5 separate regions of the Homo sapiens genome follow, and regions 2, 3, 4 and 5 are each linked to region 1. Evidence: chromatin loops called from intact Hi-C (ENCODE). Cell type or tissue: heart left ventricle. All regions are shown on one strand. Each heading gives the region's core, and the rest is flanking DNA. Links, peaks and the distances in the headings are about the cores only. Region 1 overlaps TBC1D16 (TBC1 domain family member 16). Region 2 has its middle 5.4 kb from the start of CBX4. Region 3 has its middle 24 kb from the start of CBX4. Region 4 overlaps CBX8 (chromobox 8). Region 5 overlaps LOC124904071 (a long non-coding RNA gene).

Evidence for each region. Peaks named below come from ENCODE experiments on the same cell type or tissue, not always from the same donor. Only the 100,000 strongest peaks of a DNase experiment are listed, where the experiment ranks them.
Region 2: a loop joins it to region 1, with 8 times the contacts of the local background. A loop is called at or near these places in 59 of 110 quality-filtered maps.
Region 3: it touches region 1 in a loop (2.1-fold over the local background); 5 of 110 quality-filtered maps call a loop at or near these places.
Region 4: it touches region 1 in a loop (4-fold over the local background); 71 of 110 quality-filtered maps call a loop at or near these places.
Region 5: it touches region 1 in a loop (4-fold over the local background); 28 of 110 quality-filtered maps call a loop at or near these places.

Annotation. Positions count from the first base shown.
Region 1 is chr17:79,988,817-79,994,354 of GRCh38, reverse strand. All of the region lies in intron 3 of TBC1D16 (TBC1 domain family member 16), which reads left to right. Among named protein-coding and RNA genes, the nearest start is that of TBC1D16, 44 kb to the left of the region's middle. RefSeq lists silencers at 532-724, 2,623-2,682 and enhancers at 408-1,279, 259-1,458. In heart left ventricle, for the core only: CTCF peaks have their summits at 2,356 and 2,559 (motif pointing right); DNase peaks (open chromatin) are centred at 1,884, 2,544, 3,084 and 3,434; H3K4me3 peaks cover 939 bases; H3K27ac peaks cover 1,591 bases.
Region 2 is chr17:79,842,071-79,847,608 of GRCh38, reverse strand. No RefSeq gene overlaps it. Among named protein-coding and RNA genes, the nearest start is that of CBX4, 5.4 kb to the right of the region's middle. RefSeq lists a silencer at 2,554-2,773 and an enhancer at 5,042-5,538. In heart left ventricle, for the core only: a CTCF peak has its summit at 2,663 (motif pointing left); DNase peaks (open chromatin) are centred at 2,648, 3,408, 3,808 and 3,958; H3K4me3 peaks cover 2,568 bases; H3K27ac peaks cover 1,767 bases; H3K27me3 peaks cover 527 bases.
Region 3 is chr17:79,860,310-79,865,847 of GRCh38, reverse strand. No RefSeq gene overlaps it. Among named protein-coding and RNA genes, the nearest start is that of CBX4, 24 kb to the right of the region's middle. In heart left ventricle, for the core only: no CTCF peak of the experiment used is centred there; DNase peaks (open chromatin) are centred at 2,477 and 3,317; H3K27me3 peaks cover 1,026 bases.
Region 4 is chr17:79,787,683-79,793,220 of GRCh38, reverse strand. CBX8 (chromobox 8) reads left to right here. Exons shown (of 5, transcript NM_020649.3): 5 at 1-1,089. CBX2 (chromobox 2) reads right to left here. Exons shown (of 5, transcript NM_005189.3): 5 at 5,238-5,538. Among named protein-coding and RNA genes, the nearest start is that of CBX8, 6.6 kb to the left of the region's middle. RefSeq lists an enhancer at 1,644-2,453 and a silencer at 3,115-3,264. In heart left ventricle, for the core only: CTCF peaks have their summits at 2,983 and 3,182 (motif pointing left); DNase peaks (open chromatin) are centred at 800, 1,690, 2,220 and 3,150; H3K4me3 peaks cover 317 bases; H3K27me3 peaks cover 4,000 bases.
Region 5 is chr17:79,808,954-79,814,491 of GRCh38, reverse strand. LOC124904071 (a long non-coding RNA gene) reads right to left here. Exons shown (of 2, transcript XR_007065928.1): 1 at 5,506-5,538; 2 at 2,013-2,113. Among named protein-coding and RNA genes, the nearest start is that of LINC01977, 12 kb to the left of the region's middle. RefSeq lists silencers at 2,741-2,920, 4,021-4,140, 4,341-4,420 and enhancers at 2,830-3,355, 5,230-5,359. In heart left ventricle, for the core only: CTCF peaks have their summits at 2,746 and 2,947 (motif pointing right); a DNase peak (open chromatin) is centred at 4,201; H3K4me3 peaks cover 3,015 bases; H3K27me3 peaks cover 3,369 bases.

The sequences.
Region 1 (5,538 bases), core at 878-4,877:
GTTGGGCAGCCTCTAGGAGGAGGGGGTTTCATTGCCTCTTGTCGGGGGTTCACAGCCCTGGCACCCCCCCGGCCCTGAGCTGGGATTCTAGAAGTCACCAGCCAGGTATGTCCCCCAAGGGAGCTGGATTCTAAAGAGATGGGGGCGGAGCCAGTGCATCTGGTGGGCCGTCTTAAACCATGCTGTTATTGACTGTCTTCCGAAGGACTGACAGCTCTTTAAAAAGCTGACCTTTCTAGTAAAACTGTCAGGACAGGGAGGAAATAAGTGCCTCAAACCTCCTGAACCAAAAAGAAGGAAGTTCAGGCTCCTGGAGAGGCAGTGCTCCCCAGGGATGGGCGCTCCCTGCATCAGGAGGGCTGTCCAAGGTCAGGGAAATGAAACTTGTCAGCCTTTTCCACCGCAGCTCAGAAACCATTGACAGCTGCTCCGGGAGGCCTTGACGCAACCCCGGCCGGTGGTTGCATGGGGGCTGGGGGCTCCTGGTGCTCTCGAGGGGCTGAGCTGCTCTGAATACACAGAGCTGCCCTTGGGAGGCTCCCGAGCCCCAGCTCTTGCATCAACAGCCCTGGCAGGGGCCTCACAGGCCACGTGAGCTTCTGAGAGCTCTGAGCATGAGGTCACGGGCTCCCAGAGGCAGTGATGTGGCAGCGCCTGTCTCCCGGTGAGTTGGGGAGCTCACACCGTACCTCTGGGGAACCACGCCTGGCTGTTGCAATGTAACCCAGCACCTGATGAAATCTTCCCTGAAAGTTGCAGGTAGTGGGGGCAAAGGACCTTTTGTCTTGCGGTCGAAAGACTCCCGTAGCTGGTTCTGTTTGGCTTCATATCCTTCCCAGCAGAGTAAACAGAAAGGGCATTTTCACGTGGCTCTTCCTTCCAGTCTGAACAATGTTCCCTAAACACCTGCAAGGCAGAGGACACAGGGCTCCTGGTGCCCGTCCACCTAAGTGCCTCCTGGCCTCAGGGAATCTGCTTTGGGGACCTGAAAGTAAGGTTCCCTGACCATCAAGAACAGACAGACACTCAGCCACACTTCTGGAAACCTCCGCCCTTTGAAAGGGACTGGCTGGTGGAAGCAGGCGGCCTGGGGCATATCCCTGACCTTATTACCCCCAGGTGGTGACAGAGATGATCTTTAAGTGTGGGAGCCTGGAGCCAAGTCCTTGGCCACATCCCAGCTCTGCCTGGCTGTGTGCTGGTGGGTTATTACCCTCATTGCCTCAGTTTCCCCTCTGCACAATGGGGCTGGCGCTAGTGCTCCCCACCCCATAGACTGTCATGAGAAGTAGCATCTGGACAGGCCCTGAGAGCAGTGCCCATCTCTGTGCCATCCGCTGGGACTGGTGTTGGCCTGGTACTGTACCGTCTCACCCTTGTGTCCCCAGGAGGGGAGTGGGGTCGAGACCAGCCCCAGGGGTTACATGGACAATGGGGTTACATGGACAAATGCCTCTTGTTACATTTTGTTCACTGGTTCCCAAAATGAGGTGCAGGCTCTGCAGAGAAAGCAGGCTTTCCCCGAGGGGCTCTGGAGCAGAAAGAGCTGTCTCAAGGTAGGTGCTGGGGCTGGGGTGATGTGAGAGCAGAGTTGGAAGTGGGAATGTTCTGGAAGGAGGGAGAGGGCTAGTGGCAGATATGTGGTCACCGGAGGAGGAGCCCTGCGATATATATCAGGCAGGGACAGGGAGAGGAGAGGCGACCTGGGACCCCGAAAACCGGGTGGGTGGTCGCTGTGGCCTCTCCTGGGAGCCTCGGACTGGCGGTTAGGGCAGACTCCAGTAGATTGTAAAGGCATCAGGATCTGTCTTGCTTCTGTAAATATTTAAACACTGGGAGGATTATTTTTGGTAGCTACGGTCTCTCTCCGAGCCTGGCGGGCTGCCGGGACGGGTGTCAAGTGACATCGGGTGCAAGGATACCCCACCCCCTGGCCCCACCGGCCCCAGGCTCCGTGTGTTCACCTTTCCAACGGCCACAGTTTGATGTGGGTCACGGTTTCCCCTTCTAGGAGACGCAGAGAGATGGTCTCGGGCGCGACCAGCAGGGATTCCTCGTCCACACAGTTTCCTGACAGCGGTTGAAAGGGACGGGTCTACGCAGGCCAAGAACAGCAGCGGAGTGTGGGGTCAGGGGCCCAGCGGGGGGCACCCCGGGGAGGGGCCGCCTCCGCCAGACCCACCCCGGGTGAAAGGACGCATTGTGTGCCCGCAGCATGAGGGGAGCCTGCAGAGAGGCGTCTTTGTAGGGTCCACGAGGGGGAAAGCGCTTCCCGGCAGGCGGAGCACACAAGCCAGCCGGTGGCCACGGCCGGGACAGGCTTGTACGCAGGACATTGAGGTCCGGCGAGGATGGGGGGGCCACCAGGCCCCCGGCCCTTTGCAGAGTGTTGCTCGTTTTCTCCCACCCCAGAATTGGGCTTGGCCAACACGGCCCCCCCAACCATCCCCCCACCCCCGCCAGCTGCCCGGAGCCTCTGTGAAGATGGCGGCACCGCCCCTTGCAAACTCCATCTGCGTGGAGGTGGCACTCCTGCTCCGGGAGGGATCCCGGTGCCCAGCAGATGGCAGGCTTCCCCTAGATCAGCCCAGGGCTGGCCGCTGCCTGCGGTGCACGCCCCCGCCCTCCCCCTCCCCGCCCCGCCCCGCCCCACCCCCACCTGCCTGTGGCTGGAGGGCAGCACTGCCTGCGCGCCTCCCCACCTGACCTCCCTCTTGCCTCCCTGCCTCCTTCCAAGCAGATTTTGGTGAATCCTAAATCACGTGGATATTAACTCGCAAGTGCCTGCAAGCAGTTCTGAGGGCCGGGCTGGGGTGCACACTCACTTGGGCCAGGTCCCCCTGGTCAGGGTCAGCCAGACGCCACTCCTGCATCCTGTCCACTCTTAGCAGCCTTCTGCCTTCCCTGCTGACTTTCCGCCTCTTCTCTGGGTGTCTGGTGGGTGGAGAGGTGGAGAGCCTCCAGCACAACCTCACCCCACCCCACCTCGCGTCAGCCTCAGCCTCCCCTGAGACTACACGGAACCCAGACACGTTTGACCTCTGGCCCCAAAGCAGAGATGCCTGGCTGATGGGATGGGTGGGAGGCCTGACACAGCCAGATGCAGCCTGCTTTGTGTCATTCCTGCTCTCCCGGCGTGGACGCAGGGACCGCCCCCGGGACAGCCCAGCTGGGTCTCCAGGGTGGCTTTGTCTGGAATTTACTTTGTGAACCTCTTGCTTGTCAAAATTATTTCATAGATGATTCATGGTTATATAGAAGTGTCAGAAATAAAGAGAAGGAGCTCAGATACATGACCACCCCTGCCCATAGCAGCACCGTCCACAGTAGCCCATGGTGAAAGCGTCCAAGTTCCCCCGACGGGTGACTAGAGAAACGCGGTGTGTTCACACACATGTTCCACACACACCCAGCGGAACGTTCAGCCTTGGGAAGGCAATTCTGACACGCGCCGCAACACGGATGAGTTGAGGACGTTACGCCGAGTGAAATGAGCCAGACATAAGGGGCCAAATCTGTGTGATTCCACTTGTGTGCGACCCCTGGAGTTGTCAGGCTCAGAGAGGGAAAGATTGGGGTGCCAGGGGCTGAGGGAGGGGACGTTGGGGAGCTGGTGTTTCATGGAGACAAAGCTTCAGTTTGGGAAGAAGGAGAGTTCTGGAGATGGGTGGTGTCATGGTTGCACAAAAATAGGAATGGTATAATGCCACTGGGCTCGACGTTGAAAACGGTTAAGGTGGTGAATTTTATGTTATGGACATTTTACCACAATAAACAGAGAGAAGGAAAAATCAGTTAAGACCTTTTAAGGTGACTGGGACTGTGAGACTGGTGCACGTTTTCCCATCCTTTTGAGAACTGCCTTCTTGGATTAGGTCTGTAAGCCTGTGTAGGTTGTCCCCACCCCAGCAATTGGTCGTGAACTTCAAGCATTGGGAAATCACGTGGGAGGTGGCTGCCCAGGCTCACCTCTGCCCGGGCTGCAACAGGAGGCTCTCATGGGGCAGGTGCTGCGCTGTGGCCAGAGTGCTGGCCGGGGGCGTGGGCTCCCACCACCTGGAGCCGGCCCCTCGCTGGCTGGGCGCCCGAGACCCGTCACCGCACACGCCTTGTGAGGGCTACGGCTGCTGTCCACGCGGCTAGTTCAGGCTGAGTTGAAGCCTCCGTCCGAGCAGCTGAAAGTCAAATCTAGTCGTTAGACTCTGAAAGCTGGTTCATGTCAGAGACCTGACATGGAGTGTGGGAAAACCTTGACGGAAGCTTCCAGAGCCTGGCAAGATTAGATCAGGAAGTAACACTTTACCTAGTGAGCTTAGAAAAATAGACTCTCCCTGTTGTCTTCTGGGAACTGGGAAATCTGAGCGCAGGTTTCTGGGCATGGATGCTGCACACAGGCCTGCCCCTGGGGGTGGGCAGCAACACCCCAGCCACCCCAGGAGGGTGGGGACCCCTCGGCTGACTTTTGGGAATCCAGAGGGGGTCATTACAGAAGGGCTGGCGCTAGAGTGGCCATGAGGGTACAGTGGGTCCCTCTCCGCACCCCTTGACCCCAGTCATCTTTTCAATACCGTTCTCTGGTGGGACTTGCGAGGGCCGATGCTGAGGCTGCTCTGCTTGTGCAGAGAGGACATTCGTGTATTTGAGGATGTTCGTGTATTTGAACAAAGGTTGTAGTGTCTTGGCCTCTCGGCCTTTGGCATTGCCAGGTATCTGGGCAGAACCAGCTAGAGCTGCTGGAGAATACATGAGCAGTATCTAGAACAATTCCGAACTCCACAAGGCCAGTTTGCCATGCCAGACTGTTGGGAAGAGGCAACGACAACTCGTATTTATGACTCTGTCCATGGCAGGCAAAGCGAACCGTGGCTTTTCATCCTGGAAATACCCCAGCACAGTGTTTTTGTGGGAGCCTGTTACTCAAAGCAGGCACAGAGTGGAAAAGGGCCCGATCAAGGCCACAGTGTGGGAGCTGTCAGAGCAGGGCAGGCCCGAGGCCCAGGGCTCTGCTGAACCAACCACCAGTGAGAGGGGCTTTGATGCGTCCAGTGATAAAACCCGTCGGGCAGGTCCTGGGAGGGATTCTGGCTTTGGGGACTTTGCTGTGCTTAAGTCATGGGCAAAAGTTCCTGCGCTGGCCAATTTTGTTTTCATCGAATGTGGGGATCCCTGTTCAGGGGGCACACGGTGCTGCATTTGAGGGTCTTGAGTGGTCCTCCACATTTGGGGTGTCCTTTGGGCCATGTGGAGCCCTGAGAAGGATTGACAGGTGTTTGGGAGTTTGTGTTTGTATCTTGGACGATGGAGGAGTTTCCCTAATCATGGTGTTTTTTCAAGTTAAGAAACTTCCTTTGGAGAAGCCGTTTTCTCTTTTACTGATGAAAGGCTTCTTCTCGGCAGGAGGACTGAAGGTGCTGGGTCCTGAGGGAGGGCCTGGGGCCGGCGGGCAGGTGCGGGTTGGGGAGGGTGGCACCGTCCAGCCCAGCAGAGCCCAGAAGACGGGACCAGGCTGAGGACTTCCACGGGGCTGGCCGGGCTACA
Region 2 (5,538 bases), core at 460-4,459, 150 kb after region 1:
ACTGAAAATACAAAAAAAAAATTAGCCAGGTGTGGTGGTGGATGCCTGTAATCCCAGCTACTTGGGAGGCTGAGGCAGGAGAATCACTTGAGCCTGGGAGGCGGAGGTTGCAATGAGCCAAGACTGCACCATTGCACTCCAGCCTGGGTGACAAGAATGAAAGTCCGTGCCCAAAAAAATAAAATAAAATAAGTAGAATTACATTTTATAGCTTTGTTGGGATGAACACATTAATATTATATATTAAAATATTCTGGGTTTTGGCTGGGCGCAGTGGCTCACACCTGTAATCCTAGCACTTTGGGAGGCCAAGGCGGGCAGATCGCTTGAGGTCAGGAGTTCGAGACCAGGCTGGCCAACATGGCGAAATCCTGTCTTTACTAAAAATACAAAAACCAGCTGGGCAGGGTGGCGCATGCCTGTAGTCCCAGCTACTTGGGGGCCTGAGGCAGGAGAATTGCTTGAACCCAAGAGGGGGAGGTTGCAGAGAGGAGAGATCATGTCACTGCACTCTAGCCTAGGCGACAGAGCGAGACTCCATCTCAAAAATAAATAAATAAAAATTTAAAAAAAAATAGTCTTGTTTTTTTGAGACAGGGTCTTGTCCTGTCACCAGGCTGGACATGCAGTGGCATGATTTCGGCTCCCTGCAACCTCCACCTCTTGGGCTCAAGAGATCCTTCCACCTCAGCCTCCCAAGCAGCTGGGACTACAGGTTTGCACCACCATGCCCAGCTAATTTTCATATTTTGTTTAGAGATGGGGGTTTCCTCATGTTGCCCAGGCTGGCCTTGAACTCAAGGATGAGTTCAACTCATGGATGAGCTCAAGCAATCAACGGGCTTCGGTGTCCCAAAGTGCTGGGATTAAAGGCATGAGCCACTGTGCCCAGCCAGTTTCTTCTGATTTTAAAATAAATTATATATACACACAATGGAATATTATTCAGCCTTTAAAAGAATGGAAATTCCCTGGAGATATTGGCTTAAAGAAAAAGGATGGGTGGGCCGGGCACGGTGGCTCACGCATGTAATCCCAGCACTTTGGGAGGCTGAGGCGGGCGGATCACCTGAGGTTGGGAGTTCGAGATCAGCCTGACCAACATGGAGAAACCCCGTCTCTACTAAAAATTCAAAATTAGCTGGGCGTAGTGGCGCATGCCTGTAATCCCAGCTACCCAGGAGGCTGAGGCAGGAGAATCGTTTGAACCCGGGAGGCAGAAGTTTCCGTGAGCTGAGATCGCACCATTGCACTCCAGCCTGGGCAACGAGCAAAACTCCACCTCAAAAAACAAAAAAAGAAAAAAGAGAGAGGATGGAACTTCTGACTCCTGCTACAGCATGGATGAACCTTGATGACATTGTGCTGAGTGAAATAAGCCAGTCACAATGGACAAATTCTGTGTGAGTTCACTCAGATGAGGTCCCCAGAGTAGTCAAATTCATAGAGACAGAAGGTAGAATGCAGGCTGCCAGGGTCTAAGAGAGGGAGCTGGTGTTTAATGAAGACAGAGTTTCAGTTTGGGAAGATGAAAAAGTTCTAGCAGTTGTGATGGTCCCACTACAACATGAATGTGCATATGCCACTGAATTGAGCCTGAAAATTGGTTAAAATGGTTCATTTCATGTTATATGTATTTTACCACAATTTTTAAAATAAACAATTCTTTTTTACTAGAACATTTTCATGGGCCCTGCACGGAGCCTCCTGGGCCTGATGGAGAGGGGCCCCACCCAGAAGAGCACAGGGCTGGCCCCACCCCTGCACCACACATGCCCTTTATCAACTGAACACTCCCACAGCCACACGGACAGGATTCCTTCCAGTCTGTGTCTGTCTGAGCCCAGAAAAAGAGGAAATACTGAGCTCTAGCTGGAGCTTCATCCAGCGATGATAAATAATCTCGTGCTCCAATTCAGCTCCCATCCTCTCAAGGGCATGGTCGCCACCGGAGGTCTAGGTCTTGGGGCCCCTTCCCCCGACCTGGGGTATCTCTTAGGGCTTTAGTGTCCTCAATTAGCAACCCAGGGGAAGCACAGAAGTGTCTGGGCTCTGTTAAGAGGCGGCTTTATCAGCCAGGCGAACATTTTTTTCAGAGAACCTCAGTTTAGGGGAAGCAGTTCCTGGCGGGGCTTTGGTTCCAGGCTCTCCCCCTCCAGGGACACTCATTCCTAAGGGGAGCAGGCTGGGCTGTCTGGGAACATTTGCCCTGTAATATCAGTTTGCTTCTTATTGGTCCTTTGATAGCAGAACAAGAGGCTCTGTGATCCTCTGGACCTCAGATTTCCTTTTAAACTCTCAAATAAAAAGATATGTGTGTGCTGCTCGTGTGGACTTCCCGCTGGGAGTGGAAGGGCCCCGAGCACGAGGCCCGCGTCGGGGACAATAGCCCGCACCCCTGGGGCCTGTTCCGTGCTCAGGGCGCAGGGGCTCCCAAGGTTCAAAGTCCCCTGGAGCGGGTTGTTTCTGGCTACGAAAGCAGCAGCCCGGCCGCCGTGGGGAGGGGGAAGGGACGGGGTGTGCAGGAGGCGGGGGTGCGGGGCTTTTCAGGCCATCTCTCATTGCAGCGAGACCCCCGCTTTGCCCGCGTCCGGACCTCCTTCCCCCCTGCGGGAGAGGCGCGGAGGGGCTGCCGGACCGGCCAGGGGGAGCCCGCCCCCTAGGGGAGGGCGTGGCGAGTGCAAGCTCCTCTGCGCCCCTGCCCGGGCCCTGCCTGGGCACCCGGGACTGGCAGGCGAGGAGCCAAGGGGGATCCCTGGGGTTGGGGGCTCGGGGGGGCTGGGGGAGGTCCTCAGGGGCCATCCCCAGGGACCACTTCAGGAAACGGCCTTCTGGAAGAAGCTGGGGAAGGGGACTTTTAGGGCACACCTGGGTTATCTTCCCGTAGGTGGGGTCGAGGGGACACCCGAACATTTCTACCAGGATTCAGGAGGGCGGGGCGACCAGATAGACTGGGGTGACCGCGTCCCACGACCTCGTCATCGGGGATGGGGGTGGGGTTGGGGGCTGGACAGGTAGGGATGAAGTTGCACTGCGACCGGACTCGGCTCCGGAAGTGTCCAAAGCCTGGGCCCCATGCAGACAATATGGAATTTTGGGGGTGCCCGAGGTGTTACCACCCGCCCTGCAGTGCAGGCCAAGCTGCGGTCCGGCTGGGCCCTGCCGGCCGCCATCCCACGGCCACAGGATCCCTGAGCCCCTCTCCGTTCGCCCCTCAGTCCTGCAGAGGCATCGGGACCCCCCAGGTGTCCGGCGGGGTTCACCGCGCTCCCGCCTTTGGGGATCGATCGGCTGGCGGGCGACGCGCGGCCGCGGCTCCGGAGCCTCCGCCCCCCTCCCCCTCTCGGGCTACGCAGGACGCGGCCTCCAAGCAGCGTCCTCGCGGTTCCGGGCCGCGGCCAGGCCAGGCTGCAGGCCAGCCGGGGAGGCGGAGACGCGCCGGGCCCTTCCGATCGGGCCGCCCCTCGGCTCCGGGGTTGGGGAGAGGGAACTAGAGCGAGCCCAGCTTCTCCGCCAGCGGCGCTCGGCGCCCCCTTTTCTCGCCCCCCTCCCAAGCCAAATACCCCCACCTCGCGCGCGCGCTTAACCCTCGGCGCGCCGCGAGGCTGGGAGCTGGGAGGGGAGTAGCCGAGGGGGAGGGGCGCAGGGGAGCGAGTTGGAGGGGGGCAGTTGCGCTTCGGCTGACGACCACTTCGGGGTCCGCCTAGCGATTTTTATTTCATTCCCTGCCTTGCTGCAGCAGCTCTTGGTTGGAAAAAGGAAGAAAGAAATCTGCCCTGCGAGTGGGCCCCGCTGGGTTTGGGGGCGCGACGGGGACACCCGAGAGGAAAACGCAGGGGCTGGCGTGAAGGGGTGAACCTCAGGGGCACGGGAGAGCCGCGGGGCGACCTTGAGCAAACGAAACCCAAATAAAAACACAGTGCGCCGAGGCCGTTGTGAGCGCGGCGGCGGCGGCGGCGGGCGGTGGAAGCCGTTCCAAAGATCATATTTGAAATATGGATCCCGGGGGCGCAGATCTCCAGGCCGGCGGGGCCTCGCGACTGAGTGGGGGCCGGGGGCCGGGTGGGCTTCTCCGGGCGGGCCTGAGGTGGCTGCCCTGACGTTGGGAGGGACGGACGTCGTAGAAAACAGCGCGTCCCGCTTCGGCGCCTGCGACCCCAGCGTGCCGCAATGCGGAGGCGCGGCCCTGCGGGCGGCGGTGTGGCCCCGAGGGGTGCTTGGGCCCTGCCAAAGGACCCTGGCGTCGCGGTGCTCGGGGCCCGCGTCCCCGTCCGCGCACCCTGTCGGGCCAGTCCGCAGGAACCCCCGGCTGCAGTGCCGCGCGGCCCGCTAGGGTGGGACTCGGGGGCGTCGGAGGCTTCGCCGACCAAATGAAAGCCGAGCTTTCACGGGCGGTGGGACAAAGAGCAGAAACATTGAAGTGGGGACCCGGGGGTTGGGGGGGCACCCTTAGAAACAAAGCCACTCCTCCAGAAGGGTGGAGGGGCGGAGTGCAGGGCTCCCTCACAGCCTCCCCCTGCACGCACAACCCCACCAGTTCCGCTGCCCCTAAGCTGCCGCTACAAGTACGATATGATCAACGCCAGCGCGAAGTTTTTCTAAGGACAAGGGAGAGAAATGAGCGCTTGTTAAAGCCCGGGTAGATTCTGTAGTGGTTACTGGTAAATCCCCTCTCGGTGATCTGCAATCCACCTCCGAGGGCCGGGAAAACGATACCAACTTGAGAGCTTTCTGAGTCGGGGGAGCGACCCGGGAAGCCACAGGCGGCCCGCTCAAGGCAGAGCCCAAATCTGGGTTCCGTGGGCTGGCGGTGGCAATCTCCTGGCCCAGAGCACCCGCTCAGCGAGAAGATTCCCTTAAGAAGTCGTTTATTTCCCCGGGATGGTGCGGGTCATGCCTCTTCCCAGACCGAACACTTAGTAGCCACCCTCCAGCCCACGGCTGTTAAAAGGTTCCCGACCTCTCCAGGGTCCACTCCTTCAGCCTGGCCCCCACCAGGAGCGAGCCTGTGGCTGAGCTAGATAGCAGCTCTCCTCTCCTGGGGCCCCTGAGGGCCCTGGGGGCCCAAACCGAGGTGGCGTCTGGAAGGCTTCAGTCTGGCAGCAGAACCAGGGGCTCGACCAGCCCCTGTCTGGGAGGGGGCAGTATCAAATAAGCAGGCCAGCGGCCCTTCTCGGGGACCTGTGCGGAGCTGGTTATCCGAAGTCGGGGGCAGGAGCCCCAGCAGAAGGCTCTGGGAATCCCAGGTGTAGGGCTAGTTTCTCCTGCGGCTCCCTGGGAGGGGCCAAGACAGCCGGGTGGGATGGTATGGGGCACCCCCCCGGGAGGTTTCCCAGGAAGGGCCCTCTGGGGCATCAGGGGAGCTTCCAGGGCGTCCGCTGTACCTTCCCAGGATTCTGTCCCACCTCCTGGCGCCCATTCGCTCTCCCGCGGACCTGAGCTCCTCCCCACACCGGCTGGCAGGGGTGGTCTAGGGACCAGCCACCGAGGTTAGGTAGGGGCCTCTCTCCCCATCTGCCCACCATCCACAAAGACAAA
Region 3 (5,538 bases), core at 816-4,815, 130 kb after region 1:
ATTTCCCAGGCAAGGAAGTCTGAGAAATGCACCTTCCAGCCTTCTCCGTGGAGGGTGAGGGGGAAGGAGAGCCATCAAGTGCCAGCCCATCCATCCCACAGGACAGAGACAGAATCAGACCACTCACCTGTTAGAAAACCTCCTTCAAGGGGCACTCGCACGGGGGACTCACGGTGGGGATGGTCTGAGGCTGGCTCTAGAACCTGCTTGCTGTGTGGTCTTGGCCACGTCACTTTAGACTTGAGTCTTACATGAGATAATTGCAGTGCTTTGTAAAACTGTAAAGCGGGGAAGCCCCTGCTGCTCCAGCAGTCACTCAATGCAAGCATCCTTTCCTTCCCTCTGCAGTGGGCATGGAAGCTGATTTTCACCCATGGCCTAACCAGGTTCCAGAGGGACAGGTGAGCCAACTCAGAGAGTAGACCCAGGCTCCAGGGAGATGCCACCCACAGATGGAATTGTCCTGGGTTGTAAAATTTGCAGGAATTTTGACAGCCAGTACTCTTCCTGTTGGCAGCTTGAAATTGGCCATGGTGGAAATAGTCACATCATAGGAACTGCATAATGATACAGATCAGGGCTATTTGTCCCCATGCCCCAGAGCTGACTATTAAACATTTATCAGCTTGCCATTGGTTAAGGCAATAGGATGGGTGAAATTTCTGGAAGGCTGTGACTTGGTGGCTGTCCCCACTAGCTGTAAATGAGGATCGCCTGGGGAGCACCAATCACATCCCAAAAGCGCAGACTCCCCGCCGCCCAGGCGAATTGACGAGAAGCTGGAGGAAGCAGAGGGATCGGGGCAGTAGCTATAGAGGGTGGAGGGATCACAGGAAGAGACCTGCCAGCACATGTTTGCTTGTGAGCGGAAAGTCCTTTGCCTGGGAGTCGCAGAGAGAAGAGGCAAGGGTGACGTCCCTGGGTGAGCCAGGAGAGAGGAGCTCCAGAGGCCACAGCAGGAGGAGGGAGGAGGCAGGGCAGAGCAAGGCAGGCTAGCAGGGAAGGTGCAGGAGTCGTCACCAGGACACGTATCGTTTTCTCTCTCTTTTTTTTTTCTTGAGACGAGTCTTGCTCTGTTGCCCAGGCTAGAGTCCAACGGCGCAATCTCGGCTCACTGCAACCTCCACCTCCTAGGTTCGAGCGATTCTCCTGGCACAGCCTCCTGAGTAGCTGGGATTACAGGCACCCACCACCATGCCTGGCTAATTTTTGTATTTTTAGTGGAGGCGGGGTTTCACCATGTTGGTCAGGATGGTCTTGAACTCCTGACCTCAGGTGATCCACCTGCCTCAGCCTACCAAAGTGCTGGGATTACAGGCGTGAGCCACCATGCCCGGCCGACACCTGTGGTTTTCAAAGAGGGGACAGTTTCAGCTGGAAGGGCTTGGGGGGCTGTTGCATTCAGGTTGGTGTCCGCTGTACCATCCTCTGAGCTCTCTTGCATCAGGATCCTCAAAGAAGAAATTCCTCTAATAGAACTTGTGACAGTTAGCGCAAGGCAGAGAAGCTCCACCCCCAGCTCAAGTCAAACAATGGGGGCGTTGTGCAGGAGGTCTTCCTGGCTTTATTATTTTTGGAAAAAAAAAAATGTACATGGTGATTGTAAACTAAATTTATTTTTTTTTATTTTATTTTTTGAGATGAAGTTTTCGCTCTTGTTGCCTAGGCTGGAGTGCGGTGGCATAATCTCGGCTCACTGCAACCTCCGCCTCCTGGGTTCAAGGGATTCTCCTGCCTCAGCCTCCCAAGTAGCTGGGATTACAGGCACACGCCACCATGCCCGGCTAATTTTTTTTTTTTTTTTTTTTTGCATTTTTAGTAGAGACAGGGTTTCACCATATTGGTCAGGCTGGTCTCAAACTCCTGACCTCAACTGATCCGCCCACCTCGGCCTCCCAAAGTGCTGGAATTACAGGTGTGAGCCACCGCACCCTGACAATAAACTAAATTTAAAATCACAAAAGAGGCCAGGCACAGTGGCTCATGCCTGTAATTCCAGCACTTTGGGAGGCCGAGGCGGGCAGATCACCTGAGGTCGGGCGCTCGAGACCAGCCTGGCCAACATGGTAAAACCTCATCTCTACTAAAAATACAAACATTAGCCAGGCATGGTGGCACGTGCCTGTAATCCAGCTAGTCGGGAGGCTGAGGCACGAGAATCGCTTGAACCTGGGAGGCGGAGTTTGCAGTGAGCCGAGATCACACCGCTGCACTCCAGCCTGGACGATACGGCAAGACTCTGTCTCGAATCAATAAATAAAATAAAATAAACCACAAAAGAGAAAGGAAGAAAATAAAACTCATCAGACGCCACTGCCCAGAGGTGATGACAATGGAGTGAGCATGCCTCCACGCACCTCTCTGCAAATTCACACCTTACAGAGTGTGATGGACCACCCTCCCCGGCATGCTCAGCTCAGACCTCTCTGTTGGCATCCTGGGACTCCAAACAGGCAGGGAGAGGAGAAGGGGAATTGGGCCACTTCAGCCCAACTGAACGAACAGCAGGCTCTCAGCCCCTGGACACGGGCCAGGCCAAGCCCTTGTCCTGAGCCACTGCTTTGTGGCCGCTTGCAGGTCTTCACCAGGAACAGGGTTAGGATGGGGCAGCCTCAGTCTCTGCAGGGTCTGCCCTGGCTGGCCGAGCCTCCCTGCTGAGCAGCCATTGCTCCCTAATCTCCAGCTGACCCTGCGTGCAGCCCCAGCCTCCCCTAGGAACACTGCGCAATGACCTTGTCTTTGGCTTTTCTGAAAAGACCACAGCCAGGGTGAGCACCCCCTCAGACCCCCTTCCCCTCCTAGCACTCCAGAGCAAGGCACCTGATCTGCCCTCCTTCCTGCCAGGCTCTGCACCTTTCCAAGGCAGACGCCCCCGCATCCAAACTCCTCGCACCCCCGGTTCCCCGTCATCTTCAATTCTTTTTATTCCAACTCTTGTCTCTTCTGTCCTGAAATACACACACCTCTGCTTGACCCCTGCCGCCCTCCCACCCAGCCCCTCACTCACCTCTCCTCTCTGACAGCCTGCATGACATGGCCAAGCGTCAGTCTTGCTGCCTGTGCATATGTGTGTGCATGTGTGTATTCGTGTGTGTGCCCACGTGCATGCACGTGTGTTTGCTGGTGTGTGTGTATTTATATGGGCATGTGTGTGTGTGTGTGTGCATGAATCCGACCCCAACCCTCCATAACTTCCTGTCTGCTCTTTTCTGTCTATGAAACTTCTCTGTCCAAGTTCCCCTCCTCAGTCCCTGGGGCCCATCTCCGACCCACCCTTGGGTCTCCCTGACCCTCCCCCCGTCTTTAAGCCTGTGATTGCTGTGGCCTCTGGGACCGTCTCCCTGGCCTCCATCCATCTCTTCCATGGCTGCCCTTCCTCAGATATTCCCCCGGGAACTGCCCCTGACCTCCTGCACCTCCTTCCTCTGCTTTTTGCAGAGAGTGACCCAATCTATAGCTCCAGCACATTCCAGACTCCTAACAACAGCACCAAGCAGCAACAGGAAGTCCAAGGGCTTACTGTCCTCCCCAAACTCAGCCTCCTCGGGCTCTGGAGGTGGGCCATGTAAGGCCCCCTATACAGAGAGGAGCCTGAGATCCAGGACCACCCCCCACTGTGGCCAGGACTCCAGTGCAGGTGGCTTCTAACCACCCCGTTCACAGCCTTCCCCTCTGGCCACGGCTGGCTGCCCACAGAGCATCCTCCTGGCTGTCCAGGCCACTGCAACCCCACCTGGTGACCTTTCTGCTCAGCCAGCATCACCTCCTTCTGCCGGGCACGCTGTGCTCCCCGGCTGGCTCCCAGAGTCTGTGGCCACTCGCCACGCCATCACATCGACTCAGGTGTTGATGCTGCTGCAATCGCCTGCTCCTGTCTGCCTGCTCCTGTGCACCCCAGCCCCTGCTGCTGCCTAATCTCCCGAAAACGCTGGCAAGAGTCGAGCGCTGATTGCATCACTTGTCAAGTGTGGGTTTCAGCTCGGCTGTGGTCCACGTCGGGCGAGCTCCAATAAATCCTTTGGAATTCTGAAGACCATTATCCCTGAAAATGTGTGTGTGCTCACCGATCCTGGCTGCACAGCTGGATTTCAGGAACAGCCTGCTGAGGCTTGAAGGTGCCCCAAGAGCAGGGTCAGCTGGGGGGATTCTCTTATTGCTCACAGGGCCGAGCCCAGGGGAGGGGGCTGTATGAGTTCCTGGGGCTGCCGTCACAAATAACCAACACGAGTTGGTTTCAACAATGGAAGTTTATTGTCTTGGGCTCCTGGAGGCCAGAGTCCAAAATCCAGGTGGCAATAGGGCCAGGCTCGCCTTGAGGATCTGGGGTCAAATCTTTCCTGCCTCTTCGGCTTCCGGTGGCTGCCGGCAACCCGTGGTACACCTTAGCTGTGGCTGCCTCCCTCCCATCTCAGCCTTCATCTTCATTTGGCCTTTTGGCCTTCCTCCCTCTCTGTCCAAGTTTTTCTCTTTTTGTAAGGACACTAGTTTTGGCCAGGCGTGGTGGCTCACATCTGTAATCCCAGCACTTTGGGAGGCCGAGGCAGGTGGATCACCTGAGGTCAGGAGTTCGAGACCAGCCTGGCCAACATGGTGAAACCCTGTCTCTACTTAAAACACAAAAATTAGCTGGGTGTGGTGGCAGGTGCCTGTAGTCCCAGCTACTCGGGAGGCTGAGGCACGAGAATTGCTTGAACCTGGGAGATGGAGGTTGCAGTAAGCTGGCATCGCGCCACTGCACTCCAGCCTGGGTGACAGAGTAAGACTCGGTCTCAAAAAAAAAAAAAAGACATCAGTTTTATTGAATTAAGGGCCCACCCTAATCCCGTATGACCTAATCTCAATTTGATTTTACATCTGCAAAGACCCTATTTCTAAACAAGGTCACATTCTGAGGTCCTGGGTGGACATGAATGTGGGGGCAGGGGGCACTCTATTCCACCTCCCGGCGCCATCCCAGCAACAAAATGACAAGGCTTGCAGAAGCAGCCTGGAAAAGCCCCAGCAAAGCCAAGGGATGGGAGGATCGGGACGCTGAGGCCAGGGAATGGGACTTGCTAAACACGACTGAAGGGAGGAGGAAGAGAAGGAAGAGAGGGACAGAGGGATGCAGACAAGAGGAGGAACGGCTGGGGTAGGTGGACACCCTGGAGCAGAGTCTGTGGCTGGTGGCAGGAGGTCAGAGCCAACAGGACGGCCCTGAAGATGGCATGACCCCCACCAGCCCCTGTCTCCACCGCAGAGGGATTTCGCATTCCAATCCCAGGCCTCTGCTGCAGCACGGAAGGCCCCACGCGGAGCCCCGGCCCTTCACATCTCACCGAGCAGCTGACGGCACCGAGGCCGCCCCGGCTGGGCCACCAGCCCCGCGAGAAGCACATGCGCAGACCCGTCCTCAAGGACGCAGCCCCCGTAATTACCCTCAGCTGCCAGAGCATGGTATCCACTTAAATGATAAACAGGCTCAGGCGGGAGGCCACCCCGCCCGCTGCTCTGGTGGCAGGCCACAGACACCTCAGAGGGGCAGCCGCGGTCCCGCTG
Region 4 (5,538 bases), core at 686-4,685, 200 kb after region 1:
AGTTGGGAGTGGGGACGGCCGCGGCGGGGAAGGCCGTGCGAGGCGGCGGGGCCTGGGACGCCCCTGCCCGGCGGACTTGACCGCTCTGCGCTCCGAGGACGCAGAATGCGCGCCCCTCTTTTGACTCAAAAGCACAAATCAGTCCCCTCCACTCCACCCCCGTCTCTTGGAGCACGGATCCCGCAGCCTCCCTGCCCTCCCCGCCCTTAAAGGGCCAGCGAAGATCTAACTTCCCATTGCTTGTTGAGGGAGGGGCGCGGGGGCCCTGCACGCCAGAGGAAGCACAGACTCGGGGGGAGCGAGGCGGGGAGTCGGGGGTGGGGGAGCTTCGCGTGGGGTGGGGGGTGCTGGGAGGGAACCCCAGCCTCGTCCTCCGCACTCCCGGCTTCTCAGCCTCTCCTCCAGACTTTCTTGCCTTTAAAGAGAGAAAAGGAGGGAAACGGTGTACTACATGATTGTGTTTGTTTTTGAATATCAAATTGCGCCTATAAAGAGAAGCCCCTGGAATGGGGATTTTTATCTACTCACATTTGTAAAACTGGTATTTTAGACTTTGTATAAAGAAGCGCCGTTGACCGAGTGTATCTATTTAAATGTCGATGCTATTTTCAGATGAAACTTCACTGAAGGGGCATGTCTGTTACCTAGTGGACGGGACTGGGGGATACGCGTCTTCACCTGGCCGCCGCCTTCCCTTCTCTCCCGCCTGTCCTTTACTCCCACCTCCCTCCCTTCCTGGGGGCTGACTTTGCCCCTTCCCTTGGACCTTCTTTCCAGCCAGCTCTGTCCCTGCCGCCCCTCCGTCCTGCTGTTTGTCCGTGGCCGTGTGTGTATGTGTCTCCTTCTCTCGCTCTTGCGACGCTGACCTGGGGGGTGGGTGGGCAGGGGCCGGGGGCCACGTGGCTGGGAGTCTGCAACCGCGCAGGGTGTGTGCGCTGTTGGGTTTATTTAATTCTAAGATTTGTACAAATCTCCAATCGATCTCCGCCTCAGCTCAAGAGTGAAGCTTCGGTACCTATCTTCTGCGGTCGTGAATGTCTGTATCCAATACCGCTTTTTACGTGTTTAAATATATACTTTGTAAATAGAGACATGTCTTGGTTTTATTCTTCTTTTTCCTTCCCTGAGCAAAGGGAAGAGGCATCCCGGGAGGAGAGGATCCGTCCCTCTTCTCTCAGTACTCATCCCGTCCTCCCGCCCCCATCCTCGCCCCCATCGCGGGGGCACCGTTCCTGCAAAGGCCCTTCCCCAACTGGGGAACCCACCTGGCTGGGATAGAGGTGGGCGTGGGAGGCCGCTGGGGCAGACTCCCCTCAGCCCGTCCGGGGGAATCCGTGGCTCTCCGCACCTACTGGCTGCACTTCTTCGGGCCCCGGGCAGAATCTGGGGATCCCGGGAGGATGCGCCTGAGGTCGGGGGTTCCACTTTCCTCTGGCGGGATCCTCCAGCGCGCCACACCCCCAGGCCGGAGGCGTCTGGTCTCCGAGGCCCCGGGGCCTCGCCGCGTTAGCCAAAGCCTCCCGGTGCCAGCCCCTCGTAGCTGTCTTGAGACCCACTCCCCAGACCCACCCAACCTTGCTAGCGCTCCCCTAAATGCAGAGCCTCGCGCCTATTGATTGAGGAATTGAATTCGCGGGTATTGCTAGGCAACTGCAAGCTCGGAGCCGGCGCAGAGCGCTGCTGATGTGATTAGTGAACCTGGAGCCGCCGCGCCGCAGCCCCGCGCACCCCCGCCCCCGAGTCCCCGCAGCCTCTCCGGCCCAGGTCTCCTGGGCGGGCCTAAACCCCAGCGCTGGGCAAGGGACGGTGCGGGAGAGCAGAGTGCGGGGTGGGGGGTGGAGAGAGAGATGTTCTTGGCCTTTTCTGGCCGCAGACTTCACAGCAGTGGGGGCGGGGTCTTGAAGCCCGCACAGGAGAGCCACTCTTCGGATCCCCAAAGAGGCCACCGCACTAAACCCATTTCTACTTCCGTAGTGCCCCGCAGACGTCACCCTGCCAGGAAGCCACGATTCAGGCTCACCCCTAACGCCCACCAGGAGGAACATGGACAGGGGTAGCTCACGCATCTCCAGCCCCTTGCTGAGGAGTCAGTGGCCCGGCCCTTGGCAGAGCTTCCCCCTTCCCCAGCTGTGACCGGTGTGGGAGGGCGCGGGAGGACAGCAGCGTCCTGCTGCCCAGGCCCAGGTTAGCGGGTCACAGAGCCTTGAGTGTCCTTCCGACGTGAGGGCCTGCGCTGCCGGCCGAGTAGGGTCGCTGGCCGCCAGGCGTCAAAGATCTCCGCCCGAGACTGCCCCACCGCAACGGGCGGTCTCTGTGCTGGCAGGGGACGTCAAGGGAAGGTGGGTGGGGTGGCCCCGCGATGGTCGCCACTTGGACGGGGCTCCCTCCTGCGTCCACTCGGACGGGGCTCCCTCCTGCGTCCACTCCTGGGCGTGTGGGGCAGTGGAATGGGCTACTGCTTAAGCGGATGGGAGGGCGCCCACCCTGCCCCTTTTTCGGGTTCGCTGGCCATCACCACCCTCGGCTTTGAGGAGCGCCCTCACGGGTTTCCATTTCCTGGGCAGAGTCCCTGGGAATCCGCCACAACTGCAGAGACCAGGCGTGCGTGGCGGCCTCCAGCCGGACTGGTTACCTTGCGTCCCGAGGACAGGGCTGGCTTGTGTGGCCACCGCGGCGGGGAACCTGGCCTCGCACAAACATTGGTTGGATTGGAAGGTTCATGCTCTTCCTAGAGTGTCGGATCGGATTCATTTTCTGTCCGTTTGATGCTGGCTTCGCACCAATCCTGATCCAGGCACTGTGCCATGCGCCCGGGCCGCTGGCGCACAGACCTGTCCCGGCCCTCTGGGGCTCCTGTGCTGGTTTCCTCTTCTCCTCTAAAAGCCCTCCAGGCCCAGAGGAGCCTCGGACCCAGCTGAAGTCCGAGACTGGCGTGGCTCGGGGCCCGGCGGGACTCCGTGCTGTCCGTCGTGGAAGGCGGCTGCCCGCAGCCTCGGGTCCTGAACGCGGCGAGAGAGGCTGCGGGCTGGGTCGGGGCTTTCCTCCTGAGACTTCGGAGGCGGAGGTGGCCGGGGTGCAGGTGGTGCGATTGAGTCTCGGGCACCCTGGAGCCGCGGCTGGCTTTTCCCTCGTCCGTCCGAAGGGCCGGCGGCCGACCTTGGTGGGACGCGCGCGCCCTCTGCAGGTGGCGGCGTCGGCCCGGGTCGCCGGCGCCCACCCCTTACCCCCGGGGGGCCGGTGGCTTTCTGGTTCCGAACCCGAGCTGAGAAAGCCTTACCTCCCCCCGACCCAAAGGTACCGCTGGGCGCCCACCGCCACGGGCGCCCCCTCTGCGTCCTCCCTGAGGCCCGGCGCTCGAGCCACGAAGGCGGAGGGGAGGAAGGAGAGGTCCAGCCGCCCGGATGACCGTCCTCCCAGCCCCTCCGCACCCATCGCTCCCGGTGCCCTCGGGCAGGTCGCGGCGGCGTGGGGTCGGGCCATTGGCAGCCCAGTCTGTTCTTCTCAGGGTCCACTGGATTAGGCGATCACATCAGCGGCGCCGAAACTAACAAAGGCCGAGCGAGCTCGGCCCGGCACCCGTCGGGCCGAATCCCTGTAGAAATGGGCTCTCCCGAAAGCCTGGCTCCACATCCGGGGCCGCGCCTGCTCCTGCTCGGCCAGCTTGCTCCTTCCTGGCGGTCCCAGCCCCTTTCTGCAGCTCTCATAAGCCAGAGGACAGGCCCGCTGGGGTCGCCCTTGCCCACTTTCTCCAAAAGGAAACAGCCAGAGCCTTGCGAAGGCAGCAAAAGAGAGCCCACCAGCAGTCTTCTTTCTCTGCAACAGTCGATTTCGAATTCGCAGGACTTCCTGGAGCGGGCTAGTGCTGGGGGTCACATTTCCATTTGCAGGGGGAACCCTTTCCTGAACCAAAACATTCAGGCCTTGGCCCCAAGTAGCTTTTCACCCAGTTACTCCAACATCTAGGCCCAGCTTCTCTCTTCACTTCAAAGAAGCTCTATTCTCCCTGGAGGCTGGAATTCATGAATAAATTCATGCTGAAGTTGGTGGAAGCCTTAAGGAGCCGGGGAAGGTTCTGTAATAAGCAAATCGCCTCTTTATTCGCGAGCTTTGGGTTAGGAGTTGCAGTAGCTGCTAACTCACAGTGACTCCCCTGGAATTTTATGGCTGCCTCCTTGTAAAGCATTATTAGCACATGTGGTGGCTTCAAGGGGTTGAGTGGCTTTCCAACACAGCATCTCTGGATACTGTGGGCGCGGGGAGAGGGAGTTTTATTTTAACTTTGCATGTCTTTTGAAGGGAGCAGTCTCAAAATGAGTTGATTATATATTGCAGCATCCCTGACCTCACCTGACAGATGCCGATAATGCCGCCCCTGCCCCCAACCCCTGCCATTGTGTTTTTTCTGTTTTTCCCATTAATTCAGTCTCTCAAACTCAGCACTACTGACGTGCTGGGAAGGATCATTTCTTTCTGTCATGGAGACTGTTCTGTGCACCTCAGGACGTCTAGCAGCACTCCTGGTATCCACCCACTAGATGCAAGTGGCATCCACCCCACAGCGTGACAAGCAAGATCTCCAGATCTGCAAGTGTTCCCTGGAATGCCAGTTGTTCTCTGTTGTGAGCCACTGGTATATGGACTCTTAAACACCCATCCTTTGCTTGGAAACATATCTTTTTCTGCACCCTCTGCAAGTGGCCTTTCCCAGTCTTTGATTTTTCTGTGCCCCAAGTATTTGGCCTATGTCCAGACGAATTATTTTGCCTCAAGAAAGGAAAAGAGCAGAGTCTACTGTGTTTCCAGGGATCACTCATGATGTACATCAGGCCAAATTTTTTTTTTAAAAATTTATTGATATACTAAGAGATAACAAAAGGACAAAAATCTTCTGACGCCATTTGCTGTCCTTCCCCTGCAAAATAAATTAACATCAGTCTAAAAGAAGAAAAAACCCTGCAACCTATGCTAGTTTTCCAAAAATGCTAGAAAACCCACAGAATCATGAGATGCACTTGAGTAAAATCTGGTCATGTAGGCACTACCTGTTCCCAACTCACCATTCCCCTTCCCCACACCATCAGGGGCTTTTTGGGGGAAGCATTTCCTTAAACTGGTTGATCCTAATTAAATGTGGGCCCTAGGCTGCTGTCCTGTTTCAACAGAGATCCTTTCCTAGGGCAATAACATATCTACTTTTGTTCTCTTTTAAGAAAGCAAACAGCCATAGTTGAAAGCAATTAGAAGTGGCATACATGAATGATTTTTTTTTTAATTAAAAAACACAAATCAAGCCAGTGATTGGCTTTGGTTCAAAGCTTGATCCTCCCCTGAAGTCTCCCCTTAGTGAAAGCTCTCGGCCCAGAGCCCTCTCCAGCTAGGTCAGAATTTCGAGTGTAACCAAAACAAGGAACACTCTTTTTTGGTACAAAATATATACATATAAAAATATGCTAACATCTCTAAGGAAGACAGACTGGCCACTGCTTCCTATTCAATACAGGAGCAAACAAAACGCGGTTAACACACCATTTCACACAC
Region 5 (5,538 bases), core at 573-4,572, 180 kb after region 1:
ACCTTGGATGCTCCCATCCCAATGCCAGGCCTGAGGACTTGGAGACAGGAAAATGGAATCATTGGGGAGCAAATTTCCTATCAAGGAGTGGCATGCTTGATAACATAGGCTGCTAGGCACCGGGTTCTCGGTGTTTCTGGGCTGAGGAAGAGGTGCCTCACTCCCCACACAGCAGCCCAGGGCCTAGGTCCCGAGTTCCTGTGTAGGAGCGTCGAGGGAAAGGACCGAGAGGGCTGGGGGATTGAGGCGATAGTGCTCCCATCTGAGAGAATGGAGTGCCCAATTTTCCCGGTTTCAGCAGCTGCTGGGCGGGGGGGCGGGGGGGGGTCTCGAGAGCCGCCCACGCTGCCGTCTTTCTTGCGGTTCTTCCGTGGGAAAATTGGCGCGTGGGGCTGGCCCTAGGAGGGGGCGATGGGGGCTCTAGGGCTAGTGACCCCCCCAACCCCATCAGAAGAGAGAAGGAACCCAGAGCTAGAAAAAGTCCCCAGCCCTCATCTGTGCCGCGCCTGTGGGAACCCCTACTCCTTCCAGCAACCAGGGTGGGCTGGTGCTGGGGCTTGGGCGCGGGTCCAGTCTGGCGATCGGGAGTGGAAGGGGGGGTCCCGGCCGGCCCTCTGGGGCTGGGTGAGTGGTCGCCGCATGCAGAGCCCCCCTTGGGGCGAGGGGGGGCGCGCCGGCCCCCGGGAGGGGCGGGGCGAGGGTGCGGGCCTCGGGGGCCCCCAGGCCGCGCAGCCCGGGTGGGCTGCAGGGGCCCCCGCCGGCCCGGGGCGGGCTTTGTCTGCGGCAGCTCCGCTTTGGGAAGGCGCCAGCCGGGGTACAAGATGGCGGGGAAAGGGTGGGATCGCAGGCGCTCGCCACGCGGAGCGGCCCCGCTCTGCCTGCAATGCAGCAGGGGGAGGGGCGGGGGCACCGGCGACAGCGCCCGCCCGCCCCCCTCCGGCCGCCGGGCGCCCCCCCGCCGGTGACCCCGCGCCCGCCGCCCCCGCCGCCTCTGTCTGGCGGCTGCAGCCTCCGCCTCACTCCGCAGAGCCCCGGCCGCGGCAGCTGCAGAAAATGGCTGCCAAAGCGGCGCCAGTCGCCACGCTGCCCCGGCGGGGGCGGGCGCCGCAGCCCCCAGCCCCGCTCTCGGTGCCCGCCCGGGGACGCTCGGCCGGGCGCAGGGACCCTCCCGGGGGAGCGGGCGGGGGCGGCCGCGGGGCGAGCGGGGGAGGGGCGGTTACCTGCGGGCAGAGGGGGCACGGGGTGGGGGCGGCCGGGGACTGCGCAGGAAGGGCGCGCTCGGTCTGTCCCCACCCCCACCCCGGTGCCCGGTGCCCTCGCGAGGTCGCGGCGCTCCGGTGGGGAAATGTTAATGGGGTGTTGACCTCGGTGACCGTGTGTCGCTCCCACCCATTTAGAAATCAGTCTCCCCCACACCCTCTGGCGTTGGAGCTGGGCGGGCTAGCCCCGATGCTCCCCGCAGAAAAATTAAAAAAATAACAAATAACAAAGCTGTGTGCGTGCTGACTACAGACGAGCCAAGCCCGGAACTCCGCGGAGAAGATCCGGGTGGATCCTCGGGCGCCATAAACCGCAGCCACCACCGTAGCTCAGCAGGTGCCGAGCGCCCACCCTCCTCTCGGCGGGGAGCCGCTCTGCGACCCCCTCCTCGGCCCCGCCGAGAGCCATCCGCGCCGAAGAGGCGCCGGCGGCCACCCCGCCGCTCCCCAGCACCCGGGCCCGAGCACCCTTCTCCGGGCGCCAAGGGGAGCTCAGGGTGAACTGGACACCCGGCCTGGGGCATGGGCTCAGGGCAGGGCCCGGGGGCGCACCAGGGCAGGGGACGAAATCGCCCCAGGAGCTCCAGGACTGAGACTGCTGAGAAATAAACGAAAAGTGCGCACAGAGGACTGGTGGGTGGGGTTGGACTCCGGAGTTGGGACCCCTTGGCACAGCCGCGTGGGTTCGTACCCCCACTTCCCCAACCCAAAGGAACCCAGGCCCCAGCGGGCCGGGCCGGCCGGGGAGAGGTGTGCCTGTAGACTTGGTGCTTTATTTTTCCCTTTCTGCAAGTTTCTCTCTCATCCCTCTCCGCCAGCTGCGTTCTCGACTCTTCTGATTTCACCACCAGCGCCTGGAAAATTCAAATTCAGTGTATAAGAGGGCAGGGGCCAGGGACCAGGAGCCAACAGGTCAGGAAAAGGGGTTTCCAGATTCGGGAGCGCTTCTGCTCCTGGGGTTTAAGAACAGAGAAGAAAAGGCGCATTTGAGACACGTCCCTGTGCAGAGAGAAGTCGGGGGACATCCGGGGGTCCGCATTCCCCCTCCCCCACCTGGGCGGAGGAATCCATGTACCTAAGCACGCAGAAACTTGAAGATGGGGATCTATTATAAATGACCTGGCTAAATGGGCGTGGGGAGAGCGGGTCAGGGATGGTGTACTTCGGGGGCACCAAGAGGCAGCACCCGGGTATCCATGGATTTTCCAGGACCTGAAGAGGTCTCAATGGCAGAGGTCCGGCGCTGGGCGAAAACCCAGGCAAACTCTCCGCCCCAAGGGCACTCCCCAGTCCCTAGTCTGGAGGGAAACAGCTTTCTTCTGGGCAAAACACCGCGGCAGCGAATCTCAGCTAAGGTCAGGGAGGGATACATGCTGGCACCAAGGGCTGCCGCCGCCGCAGCGCTTCCTTCCGCAGAAACAGCAAGGAGGAGGCGGCCGAAGCTAACTCGATCCAGCAGGCAGCGCCCTCCCCAATCTAGCACCCTCGTTCCCTGGCAGTGCCCGCTTCCACCACCTTCCTCTGGTAGGGACCAGGTTAGGGAATTTGAGATTTTGAAGAGAAGGAGGACGAGGGTAAGGGAGGATGCCCAAGACGGGCGGAGGTCGCGCTGGTCATCGCGCCCTGGTCCCCATCCCCCACTCTAGCTGGCCCTCCCACGCGACCCCCACCTGCGCGGTGTTCCAGGCGCAGGCTGCCCAGCAGGGGGCATCGCCGGGCGCCTCCCGCAGGCGGCAGCCCTAGAGGCGAGCTCGGTCACAGGCACAGTCCCTAAGGGCACTAGGGTGTCCATTGTCTTAGCGGTTCCCTTTGGGTGAACTCAGGACAGGAGTGGGTCCCCGAGAGGATGGCTCTGGCCCCCACGGCGTCGCCAGAACACGCGCGCCGGAACCGTGACAGCCCCAGAGGGGTCAGCCGGACACCTGTGCATGCGTGCGCGTGCGCGCGCCTCGGCGGGTTGGGGAGGGGGCGAGGGGCGCCCCCGAATCCGCAGTGCCCTTTCTGCCTGAGTTTGAGGCGATCGAGAGCCTTATCCCCAGAGGAATAGCTACGCCTTCTCTCTTCGCCCGCTCCCATCCCGCGGGTGGGCCCGGCGCTGGGCACCTGACCAACAACCCGCAGCCACCGCTCCACTGCATTCTGCCTGGAAACCCCAGAGTGGTTCTCCTAGTGCATTTTTCTCCCCGCACGCAGGGGTTTTTTTTTCCTCAACAATTGGCAGGTTTTTAAAGTAACCTTTAAATGAGACATCGATTTACCATTATTATGATTGCATTCAGAAATCCAGCCCGAAGGGACACCCTGGGAGATGCTAATTTGGAGGTATCTAGGGCTGTTTATGATTTAGCACTTCCCTAGCCTCGGAAGCACATTTCTTTTGCAGCTAATTGCTCTGATTATCTAGGGGGGAGGTGGCGGAGGGGGGTGGGGGGGGGCGGTCTCGGACTGTTCCCAGAGCCCCGTGCGTGCACGCAGTGAACCTGATGCTGCAGCGGCTACTGCGGCAGCGACACACTCTCACACACACACACACACACGCACACACACACACACGCACAGACACACACGCACACAAGCTCCCCTCCCGCATCCGGGCCTTCCCGCTCCTCCGCCGTTGCTCGCCGGGTTTGGGGAGGGGGTGCGTGGGGTGGGAGTGGGAGCGTGCGCGGAGCGGGAGAGGACAGGCCAAGCGGCCACGGGAGAAGAATGACAACGAGGCAAAGGGAGGAGGAAGGCCGCGGGAAGAAAAATTGGGGAGAGGGTACAGGCAAAAAGGGGGGTTAAGCAACGAAGGGGGTGCGGAGGCGAGGAGCGGAGATACCCGGGGAGAAAGAAAGGGAGGGGGCGGGGAGCGGGCGGGGGCGGCTGGCTGGTTTCCACTCGTGAGAGCCGGTTGCCGAGAGACGCGCGGGCCAATGAGCGCGCACCAGCTCAGCCCGGCGCCCGCCGCGTGCCCTTATATGGTGCGGCCGCTCGGCGGGCGCTCGCGCACATCGCCATATAAGGGCAGGAACCTAAATACAGGCTATACCTTGTTCTCCGCTCGCCCGGCCGCGGCCCCGGCGATCGATGAGCGCGCCGCCGAGCGGGCTGCGGCGCGCGGGCCCCGGGAGCCGGCGGGGAGGGGGCCGCGGCGGCCGTTCAGCCCGGGCCAGATGTGGCCGGCGCAATGGCTGCCCGGCCAGCTGCAGCGCTCGGAAGGTGCCACTCGCCGCCGCCGCGCTCCCCATCCTTTCCCTCTCCCCCTGCCCCCCCATTTGGAGGTGCAAATGCAGATGAACCGGGATTGAAATCTAATTGCTTTTGTTTAAAAAAATGTGAGCCAGTCCGTGTTGAGTTTGAGCAGACGCCTGGGATCCCGGCAAACCAAGCAGAACGCCTGGGGGAGAGAAGGGGAAAAGCCCTAGGGTCTGGGCGGGGGGCGGGGGCCGGGGGGAGGCGCCGGTAGAGTGCTGCGTGGAGCCTCAGCGCCAGGAGGCCGGGAACAGTGGCCACGAGGACCCACTGGCTCTGTGCCCTGGAGGCGCGGGCGGCCTGGAGCCAGCCAGGTGGTGGAAGGGAGAGGTGAGAGGTGTCGCTGTCACACCTTTCTTCTCTGTCGCTGTGCCAGCCCTGCTCCTGACGGCAGGCTGCAAGAGGCTGGGGGGATAGGGGACAGGCCCCCCAGCTCGGAAGATTGAAGCCATCAGGGCCGGATCTGGGCAAGGAAGGAGTCATCTCAGGGATTCTCTGCCAGAGGGGCGGTGGGTCCTGGGTGAAGCCTCCTGAGATCCTGGTCTCCTTGGTCAGATTGACGCCTGCCTGTGCTGGTGACCTCAGTGTCCGTCTCGAACAGGACGCCCCACTTGCTTTCCCTCTCCCCACTTCTGGCTGGTCTGTTTGCCCACGGAAGAGGAGTCTGAGCTGCCCCTGCAAGGGTCTGGACGGTGAAAGTGGCCCCAGGATGTCCAGGGAGTGTGGAGGGGCCTCTCTGGCTAGGACACGTGGTGCACTGACCCAGTTCTCTCACGCAGCCTGGTGGCAAGGCGACTTGGTGCAGGTGTATGCTGTTGTAGACCTAGTGGTAGCCCGCCTAGCACCCCCACCAGGTGCACAGTGAGGCCTTTACCTCCCACGGGTGGCAGAAGGCAGGAGAGACCCCCGACACCCACAGGCCCCAAGGCCTCACCGGTGGATGGCACGGAAGAAGCTTATGCACCTGGAGCAGTGGCCCCTAATATGGAGAGGACTGTCCCTCAGCACATACCCATCGCCCCTCAGGTGTCCTTCTCCGCGCAGT